Linked DNA regions of Homo sapiens: region 1 is linked to region 2. The links are chromatin contacts, found by Hi-C in ENCODE. All regions are on one chromosome and are shown on one strand. Each heading gives the region's core, a stretch centred on a gene start or an enhancer-like site at or near the end of the contact. The rest is flanking DNA. Distances are from core to core; before and after follow the strand shown. Region 1 has its middle 11 kb from the start of MS4A6A. Region 2 has its middle 37 kb from the start of MS4A2.

Evidence for each region. A loop is a pair of places that touch in the nucleus more often than their neighbours do. Pooled maps may share reads with other maps.
Region 1: a map of mammary epithelial cell shows a loop between it and region 2 (2.2-fold over the local background). The contact joins two enhancer-like sites. A Hi-C loop is called at or near these places in 4 of 168 maps with a recorded cell type or tissue (MCF 10A, Right ventricle myocardium superior, left cardiac atrium and 1 more) and 11 of 50 pooled maps.

What each region holds. Positions count from the first base shown.
Region 1 is chr11:60,191,465-60,196,373 of GRCh38, reverse strand. No RefSeq gene overlaps it. Among named protein-coding and RNA genes, the nearest start is that of MS4A6A, 11 kb to the right of the region's middle. RefSeq lists an enhancer at 374-453 and a cis regulatory region at 2,404-2,691. Within about 2 kb of position 2,558, at least 7 of the 41 ENCODE cell types and tissues checked have a DNase peak (open chromatin) inside an H3K27ac peak, as active enhancers do.
Region 2 is chr11:60,123,351-60,127,815 of GRCh38, reverse strand. No RefSeq gene overlaps it. Among named protein-coding and RNA genes, the nearest start is that of MS4A2, 37 kb to the right of the region's middle. Within about 2 kb of position 2,500, at least 3 of the 41 ENCODE cell types and tissues checked have a DNase peak (open chromatin) inside an H3K27ac peak, as active enhancers do.

The DNA of each region.
Region 1 (4,909 bases), core at 1,309-3,808, 68 kb before region 2:
GAGATACAGTTTGAACAAAGCTGACAATGCTTTTGCCTTCCTCTTTGAATCTCTTCAAGATCAGCAATTTATTTTTTTACTGACTCAGGTTTCTTGGGATTGCTGCTGCTCATGTGATTCCCAGGAACTTAACTACTTGTGAATAACTCTGTCAGGCTGATAATACTAGATTAAGAAAACAATTCATCTTCAATAAGTACACTCTTTCTAGCAGAAGAAGCAGTTCAGAAAGTTCCTTGTGGTTTCCCTTCTGAATCTTTTCATCGTCAATTTCAGCAAAGCGTGGTATTTTCCCCCAGTAAAAGGTCAAGATAGCTTGTTTTAATCCTTCTCAGACTCTAGGTACAGTTTCACCAGACACAGTGGGTAACTTGCTCTCATCTCTTAAATGGATGCTTTCAGCTTGGCCAGGAGGGGCTGGACATCAAGAGGAGGAAAGTCGCCGTCTGGATGGGGCTCAGGAATCACATAGTGCTGTATTAGCTAGCTGTCATCTATGTTGATTCTTTTTCCCTTATGCCAGCAGCAAAGTGCTTCAACCCTTGCTGATTACTTCCAGTAATTTATTTTTTATCTTAATTTTTTTCTACTTAGTATTCCCTCATATTTGGAAAAAGATGAAAATATTTCCACCTTACCTCCAGCTCTGAAGCCACAGACACTGTGCCCCTAACAGGGTCACCAAATTGTCTAAATAACATACATGCATATATATATATATATATATATATATATATATATATACACACACACACACACACACACACACACACACACACACACACAGGCACACATGGAATATATATATGCATTTTTAAGTTACTTGAAAATATATTTAAATACATAAATAATTTGTGTATTACACACAAATATGTTATTTGAAAATACATTTAATTATATAAATAATTGTATATTTAAATACATTTAAATATATAAATAATTGTATATATAAATATTTGTATATTACATATAAAGGTATGTTTTTAAAAACATAATATATGCAAAGGGAGAGATAAGTGAAGGAGATAGAGGAATATACTAATGGAGAAAGGAAAAGGAGATGCTGCTTACTAGCTTCTAGCTTTTGTTTTCCAGCAATCCAAAGAATAATATCTCACTAGAGATTTTATATGTGCTTCAGAAAGATGTATAGAAAGAGAAGAGTTCCTAGTGTATGGGGTACGAGAGGTATCATGGAATGGAAGGGATAACATGATAATTAAGAGAAGCACAGATGTCCTTAGGGAATAGAAGATTTTCTGGTCCTGAAGGAGAGGAGTTGGAAAGTGGGTAACGAAAACTGAGATGCAGATGGGACCTGGGAAACAGGGCTAGCTAGGAAACAAAAGCACAAATAATTGTTTTGGGTCCAAAGAGTTAAGGCCTCCTTATTCTCTAAGGAGAGATCCTTGGAACTAGAAAGGCCAGAGAGACAGACTTGCTCATGGACCTGCAGGAATAAGAGATATTTTATGGATAATGTGCACAGGGAGTTGTACGTATACTTAGAGGAACTCCAAAATTTCTCTCCAACCCCTTGTTGTCAAACATAAGCATCTGTTTTTGAGCTCTGACACAGAAACTTGGGATAACTAGATGACCTCTCAGCACAATAGGCTCTAGCAATAGGAAATTGACTTGAGTGTCATCAGCAAGACGGTGGAATAGGAAGCCTCAGGCCCTCATTTCCCCATGGAGAGACTGACTTGACAACAATGTATGAACTACAATGCCTTTGTGAGAACTCTAGAAACTAGTTAAGAGGTTGCAGCACCTTAGGTGAATGCAAAGCCAGGAAAAGATGCATCAAAATGAGGAGAAATTGTTGTCGCATTTTACTCATTCCAGCCACTCTTTCACCCTGGCACAATGCGACTTGATCTACAGAAAACATTAAAGTTCCAGTGGAACAGGAATTAAAAGAAATTAAAAACTGTGTAAGCAAAAACTCAGTTTTATGTAAAAAAAAACCCCCAATTTCCCTTAAGGAAGAGAAAGGGCTGGAGTCCTTTAAAATTAACTGCCTATTTTTCTTTCTGAGGCTAGTGAGCCTTATCTCTGTCTTTCCCAGGCATGGTGAAGCATTGTTTTTCTAGCTGTGCAGCTGCAAGATCACTAGACAGATAATCTCAAGTCATAAAACATGTTGTTTCTTGAAAAGGAAGAAATGATGTAATGCATGTCTTAATTAAATAACTGTCTTTGTTTCTCACTTCTGTAATATGCTTCCTCCTGCACAGATCTCCCCCCACCCCACAAAATGCTTAAAAGGTAACCACATTCTTTGTTCAGGGCTCATTCCTTTGGATGTTAATCTGACTGGCTTGGTGCACCTAAAAAATTAAATAATTCCTCCCCAACCTCTCTGTCTCTCTGATTACTTAATTATCCCACTGCACCAGATTCTCCTTTAAAGAGGCAAGAGGACTAGACCATGAGTCCAGCATTCTGGGTTTTGTGGGGGTTACCCAAGGTACTGGTTTCTGTCTTGCCTGACTCAGAGTGCAGAGTTGAATAGCATGTTGTGAGCCTCGGAGAACAAAGGCAGGCACACTATTTCACCACTAGGGAGATTGTAGTACTGCAGGCAGACACCAGGGGGAGAAAGAAGAAGAAGCAGGCAAAACTCTTTTACTAGGAAATTACACATACATGTCCCAAAGAAGTTTGAAGGGCCCCCAGAATCTCTAGCTATGCTAACCCGTAAAGGTCTTCCACTACATAAAGTCAGTTTGTAATGACTGGAAAAGGTTGGTGTTGTTTTCAAATGCACAAATCTCAATAAAAGATCACAAGGCATACAGAGAAGCAAGAAAACATGGCCCAACTAAAGGAATACAATAAATCTCCAAAAACTAACTTTAAAGAAATAAGTATCTATGAGTTACATGATCTTGTAAAGATATTTGTACACATATTTATTGCAGCATTATTAATAATAGCCAAGAGGTGGAAGCAACCCAAATGTACATTAATGGATGAATAAAGAAAATGTGGTATATACATACAATGAAACATTAATCAACCTTACAGAAGAAGGAAATCCTATCATATGCTACAACAAGAATGAGACTTGGAGATCTCATGCTAAGTAAAAGAAGCCATCACAAAAAAAAAAAAGAAGCCATCAGAAAAAGACAAATACTCTGTGATTCCTCTCATATGAGGTATCCAAAGTAGACACATAGCAGGACAAGCTGTAGACAGAACCCCTCAGACACCAAGTTAAAGAAGGAAGGGCTTTATTTGGCCGGGAGCTTCAGCAAGACTCACGTCTCCAAAAACCAAGTTCCCAGAGTGAGCAATTCCTGTCCCTTTTAAGGGCTTACAACTTTAAGTGGGTCCATGTGAGAGGGTCGTGATCAATTGAGCAAGCAGGGGTTATGTGACTGGGGGCTGCATGCACCAGTAATCAGAATGGAACAGGACAGGGATATTCACAGTGCTTTTCCATACAATGTCTGGGATCCATAGATAACATAACCAGTTAGCTCAGGGGTCGATCTTTAACCAGGCCCAGGGTGTGGTGCTGGGCTGTCTGCCTGTGGATTTCATTTCCGCCTTTTAGTTTTTACTTCTTCTTTCTTTGGAGGCAGAAATGGGCATAAGACAATATGAGGGGTGGTCTCCTCCTTTAGTCCCCCGCTTTGAGAATCTCACTCATTAGTGGGAGTTCTCACTTTCATTTTCACTACCCATGTCTTCTTGCAAGACAGATCAATAGTGATTCATATAGTACATTTGTGCTGAAGCATTTTGGTGAACTAAGGTAGCGATGAAGCTTTTTATCATTTGAAGAAGTACAGGTAGCAAACAAGAGAGCAGTAAGCAGGTTTCTATTACTATTATTACTCCTATTATAAGAGTTTTAAATCCTCCTAGCACTGGGAACCATTTTCCAAACATGGCCCCAGGATCATATCCATGCCACACTTGCACGGGCACATGTGCCAGTTTTGTCATATTTCTAACTATGTCTTCAACTACTTGCCCTTGGTCATCTATGTGTAGATAGCAATTAGTAAGGTTAAATGTCCTACAGACCCCTCCTTCAGCTGCCAGCAAGTAGTTGGGAGCCAATCTATTTTGATAGATAGCATTTCTCATCTGAGTTTCTTGCTGGGCCAGAATAGTCAAGGCTCTGCTGGTCTTATTAGTGATTATTTCTAAGACAGCTTGTAACCATATGCTTTGGTTGAGCATGTAAATGGGGGTCCAGTATCCCCATGAGCTGTCTTTTGCCCAAGTAGCAGGCCAATAATATTGTATGATTCTTTCAGGGGACCATTTATTATCTTTCCAATTTCTTATGGCTATGTTTCTCTTTTCATGGGAAGCATAGACAGGGAAGCCCAGGAGTTCACCTGTCTTTATGGGCAGTAGGAAGAAAGATGATTTAATAGTGCCAATAACACAACTACTTTCCCACTGGTCAGGTAATTTGGCATAAGTTCTATGCCCACATATCCAGTATAATCCAGTGGGGGCTGTCCAGTCCTGGTGGTACTCTGGGTGGGTTCACATGGTTTACAACTTTGGGAATTTACTAAATGGATTTTTCTTAGTGTGGTTTGAACGCCACGGTGGCTGTTTTTGTAGTACTATTATACAGTTTTTGCCCAAGGCAGCTGGGTCTTCCCACAGGAAGGGTGAAGTCCTTCCCCACTCTTGCTATACAGTATTGTCTAATGATTGAGGCTTTCAAGACCCAGAAGTTATCAGGGTGATTCTCTTGAGCCAGGAATTTATCAGGAACTGGGTCTGTAGGTACTAATTCTCAGGCTTCCCATGGCCATTGATCTCCCAGTATAGTTCCTCCGCATAAATAACATGAAGTGACATTGAGAGACTGGGCTACATGCTTGGCTAATTGCAAAAACAAATTTCTTGTTTTTCCTGGAATTTCTGG
Region 2 (4,465 bases), core at 1,251-3,750:
TGGCTGATTTCTTCTTGCTTTTAGACTCATACATTGGCTGCCCTTGGTCATTTCTGGGTGTAGGCCAAGCTAACCATGGGAGGAATTAGGTTATAGTTTAACGTTGAAGCAAAAATGATAATAGTGCCTCTGTAAAACAAATCTCCTTGCTCAGAGACAAAACTGCCTTTGTAAAACTAATGAAAGATTAGGATTATGGGAGAGGCCTGAATTCTGCTAAAATGTAGGCAAACCTAGATAATAACCAGCCGTTGTTCTGGAGGTCACAAGATTTGCAACTTCTCCAATTTCTCCTATAGATAATATCACTATTGTAGAACCTAACATGGGTCTTTTGAGATGTTTTTCAGACTTTTGCATTCTGATGACGATGACCTACTAACTCCACCTGGACTCATGACTCATGACTCAACTGATCCTGTGGTCCCCACCCAGAGGCTGACTCTGCACACAGGAACTATTTTTCAAACCCCTATGATATCATCCCCAACCAATCAGCATTACCCATCTCCTAGCCCCTTACAAACCAAACTATCCTTGAAAAACTCTAGCCCCCAAGCTTTCAAGGAGGCTGATTTGAGTAATAAACCCCTGTCCTTCCATTTGGCTAGCTCTGTATTTATTAAAATCTTTACTGTAATACTGCTGTCTACGAATCGGCTGTAGCTGTGCAGTGGGCAATTACAAAAATAAAAGCGTTGTTAGTATCAAACCTGCTAACATATATAAGTCATTCAATGGGGTTGCCTCATATTGGGCTCTCAGAAATATTATTTTCTTTTTATGTTTATAAGTATCTATGATGTTACGATAGATATAATTTGTTTTTGTCCATCCGTGACTCCTAGTTTTCAACTAGGAAGATTCCTATAAGACTTCTCATGCCCCAAGTACTAAAGCAGTAAGAATATCTTTTGTTAAAGTATTTGATTATCCTTGGTTCCTGAAGTCACTCCTAAAAGATAAAGTTGAAAGACAGTCTTTTGTTATTTACAACAAGTGCTTTAAAATACTCCTAAGCTAGAGATATACCCAATGTAAATAAACAAGTTAACGGGTGCAGCACACCAACATGGCACATGTATACATATGTAACAAACCTGCATGTTGTGCACATGTACCCCAGAACTTAAAGTATAATAATAAAAAAAATTGTGAAAGAAAAAGAAAAAGTTGATGAATCTAGGTAAAGGCATATGAGAGTTCATTTTACAATTTTTGTAACTTTTCTAAAGGTTTAAACTTTTTTTAATAAAAAGTTTTTTAAAAAGAAAAAATAAATACATAAAATAAAATACTCCTAAGCTTATGTTAATAAGACAATTTTTAGAAAGCCCTAGAAACAACTGGTTGGAGGGCTGATTCCCAGGGGAATGATTCATTGTGCCCAGAGGGTTGGATTTTTTTGTCTCAACCCTCAACTTCCAGGAAGGGGAAGAGGGGCTGAAAATTCAGTTAATCACTAATGACCAATGGTTCAATTAGTCATGCCTATATAATAAAGCCTTCATAAAACCCAAAAGGACAGGTTTTGGAGGGTTTCCAGGTAATACATAGGCTTACAAGAAGATGAACAAGAACTCATTGATGTGCAGGAAGTTTAGCACATTCCATGAGGACAGAAGCTCCTGTGCTTGGGACCCTTCTGGACCTTGCCCTATATACCTCTTCACCTGGTTCTTTGTTTGTATTGCAAAAGAAACTAAACTTTTTATTGTGAAATGCAATCTCCCTTTTAAATTATCAGGCCCAGAGAGACATTGAAATTAGATTACAGTCATGTCCCACCCTCTCCTCCTTGAGCTAAGTAATCATTTCTAAGCCACCTGCTATAAGGACTCTAGACTCAATTAACATAATGATGCCATATGCTGGCAGCATAAGTCGAACCTTATAGCCAATCATGAATCAAGTTATCTCTGTAAACCAACACAAATTTCTGAAAAGAGAACTTTTGTAATCATCTCCCCTAATTCTACCTTTTTTCTTCAAAAACTTGAGCCTTTTCTTTGATCTCAGGAGCACTTCCCAGTGTTTGCTGGGCTTCAGTCCTCAACCTTAGTCAAAATAAACTCTCTACCTATATTAATTTTGTCTTGGTTTCTTTGTTTAGGTCAACAGTATCCTTTATTATTTCCTTTATAATACACTGATAAACATGTTTCCCTGAGATCTGTGAGGTGCTCCAGCAAATTAGTTAAGTCCAAGACTGGGGGCATGGGATCCCTGATTTATAGTGGGTCAGTCAGAAGTACAGGCAAAATAACCCAGGGCTTCTGATTGGCATTGGAAATGGGAAAAAGTCTTGTGAGACTGAGCCCTCAAACCATGGAATCTGATATTATCTCCAGTTTAGATGATGTCTCAACAGAATTGAAGGACAGCCAGCTGGTGTTCACTCCAGAAATGATTGCTTGCCTTTTTGGTGGGGAGAAATCCCCACACGTTTGGTCGCAGAAGTCTATATGTTGTGTCTCTGGTGTGAGAGCAGAGGAAAAACAGTTCGAGTTGTTCTTTCTACTTGGTACTATTTTGGAAGAAGTATGTAAAACAGCAATCTATCTTAAAAATAGTTTCCTGTGATTTCCTGCCGTGTCTGACCCTCAGACCCTGACTGAGCGACGGATGAATGGAGTATGCCAGACACAGGTTTCTTGCCTGGCTGCATGGCTAGGGGACTGGGCTGCTCAAAGACCCTGAGGAGGGTGCCATAAAGAGTCAGCAGCCGCAGCCTCGACAAGCTAGCTTTGGGGGCATTTATTCAGTACAGATTTAATCACAAAGGCCTTGAGTAATTAACACGGTTGGGCCCCCCTCCCCACCCCTGGGGAGAGCAGTCCTGCACGCAGATAATTAAAGGCCAGGTTCCAAGGCCTAAGTAAACTAACTTATCTATATCAATTCCATTGTGCTTCCTTGTTATCTACTCCGAGAGAATTCAGCTGCCTTCAGCTATATCCTTTCCCCAAGCTTTTGCAAAACCTCCTGGCCTTCCAAGAAGATTTGCTTCTTTCTATAATTTTTCCCGCCACCCTGACCGATCTCCTATAATTTCCAACTTAATTTTTCTTGAAATCTAAATTGTTGTCCCAATTAATTTGAATTAAGTTCACTGCCCAGATAATTTTCAAAATGTCACTGCCCAGTATACATACATGACAAAGCAGGTTATGGTGGTAACACAGGTTATGGGAGAAAAGAGGAAAAAGAGGAGGCCTGACTAGCAAAGTTGGTCTTGTTATGTAGATGAAACTTCACAGGTAGTAGCCCTCAGAGAAAACAGGTAGTAAATCTTTTTTTCAGACCTTTAAAGATATCAGCCTATCTATCAGTTAATCTTTTCTGGATTTGCACAAGGGCTGGCCTCAAATAAAACCTGGCTGCATTAATGTAGATTTTCTCTGCAGTTGCAGATCCCCTCCCTCAAAAGACAGCTTTTCAGGGCTACTTCTGTTTGCTGGCTCTCTGAACAGACATCTCAAAATACATCAAAGAAGTATAAATTGGGGTAAAATAGTTTTATTTTCTTCAAAGGCAGGTGAGAAAGCATTTGTAGCTGTAGCCACAAATAGTAAATAGACACTTGGTGCTAGGAAATCTGGATACACTTCCCTAGTAAATAAAATTCTGACTCTCTAGGAGGAATCTTTCATATTTTAATCTTTATTCAATTTTAAGACACTTCTTTCCCCTACCCACATTCTCAACTACTCAATATGTAGTATTTTATGGAAAAAAAGGCAATGGCAACAGTTTTTCTGTAAAATGAGAACTAACTCATTTTTTCCATTATCCTATCTGTCAACCAAACTATATTTATAACCACACATGTGGCCTTTTATTTTATTACAGGGTAATATTTTATTTCATTCTACTTATAAACATTTCTGTTCCCATGTGTTGTACTGAACGCCTGTTGACTCCAATAGGAATGGCACCATGTCCAAGAGGCTGAGGAAGAGACCTGGAGCCTGTGAACAAGACGTAGGGATCATTGGGGACTTACATACGGGGTAGTCCAGGAGCAGTGAGTTGGACAGGAAAACTGCTCCCATGTGTGAAAACCATGCAGGATATATTATATTTTCACTTAGCCACCTCCATCTGCCAACCTCCACCTGCCAATCTCCATTTAACCCAAAACAAAGGGCCTCAATCCCCTGTATTGCCTGATTCCAAGCAATGGGCCTGGAGTTTGGAGGTTCTTCATGGATAAGGAGTGAATCCCCAGGTTGGCCATTCCTAGATTCCTTAGCTCAGAACACCAAACACACATTCTTAGACTATAGGGCCATTCTCAGCATGTGCTTGAATTACTGCTGTCAGGTACGTGTTCCATATACTATGTAAAGCTTTCTCCCTCTATTTGAGACTCCGTTTTTTCTTGCATTATTAACGACTTCACTTTTGAATTTATCACTTTTCTGTCTTACATCTTTTAGTTCTTTCCCTCTCAACTTGATTA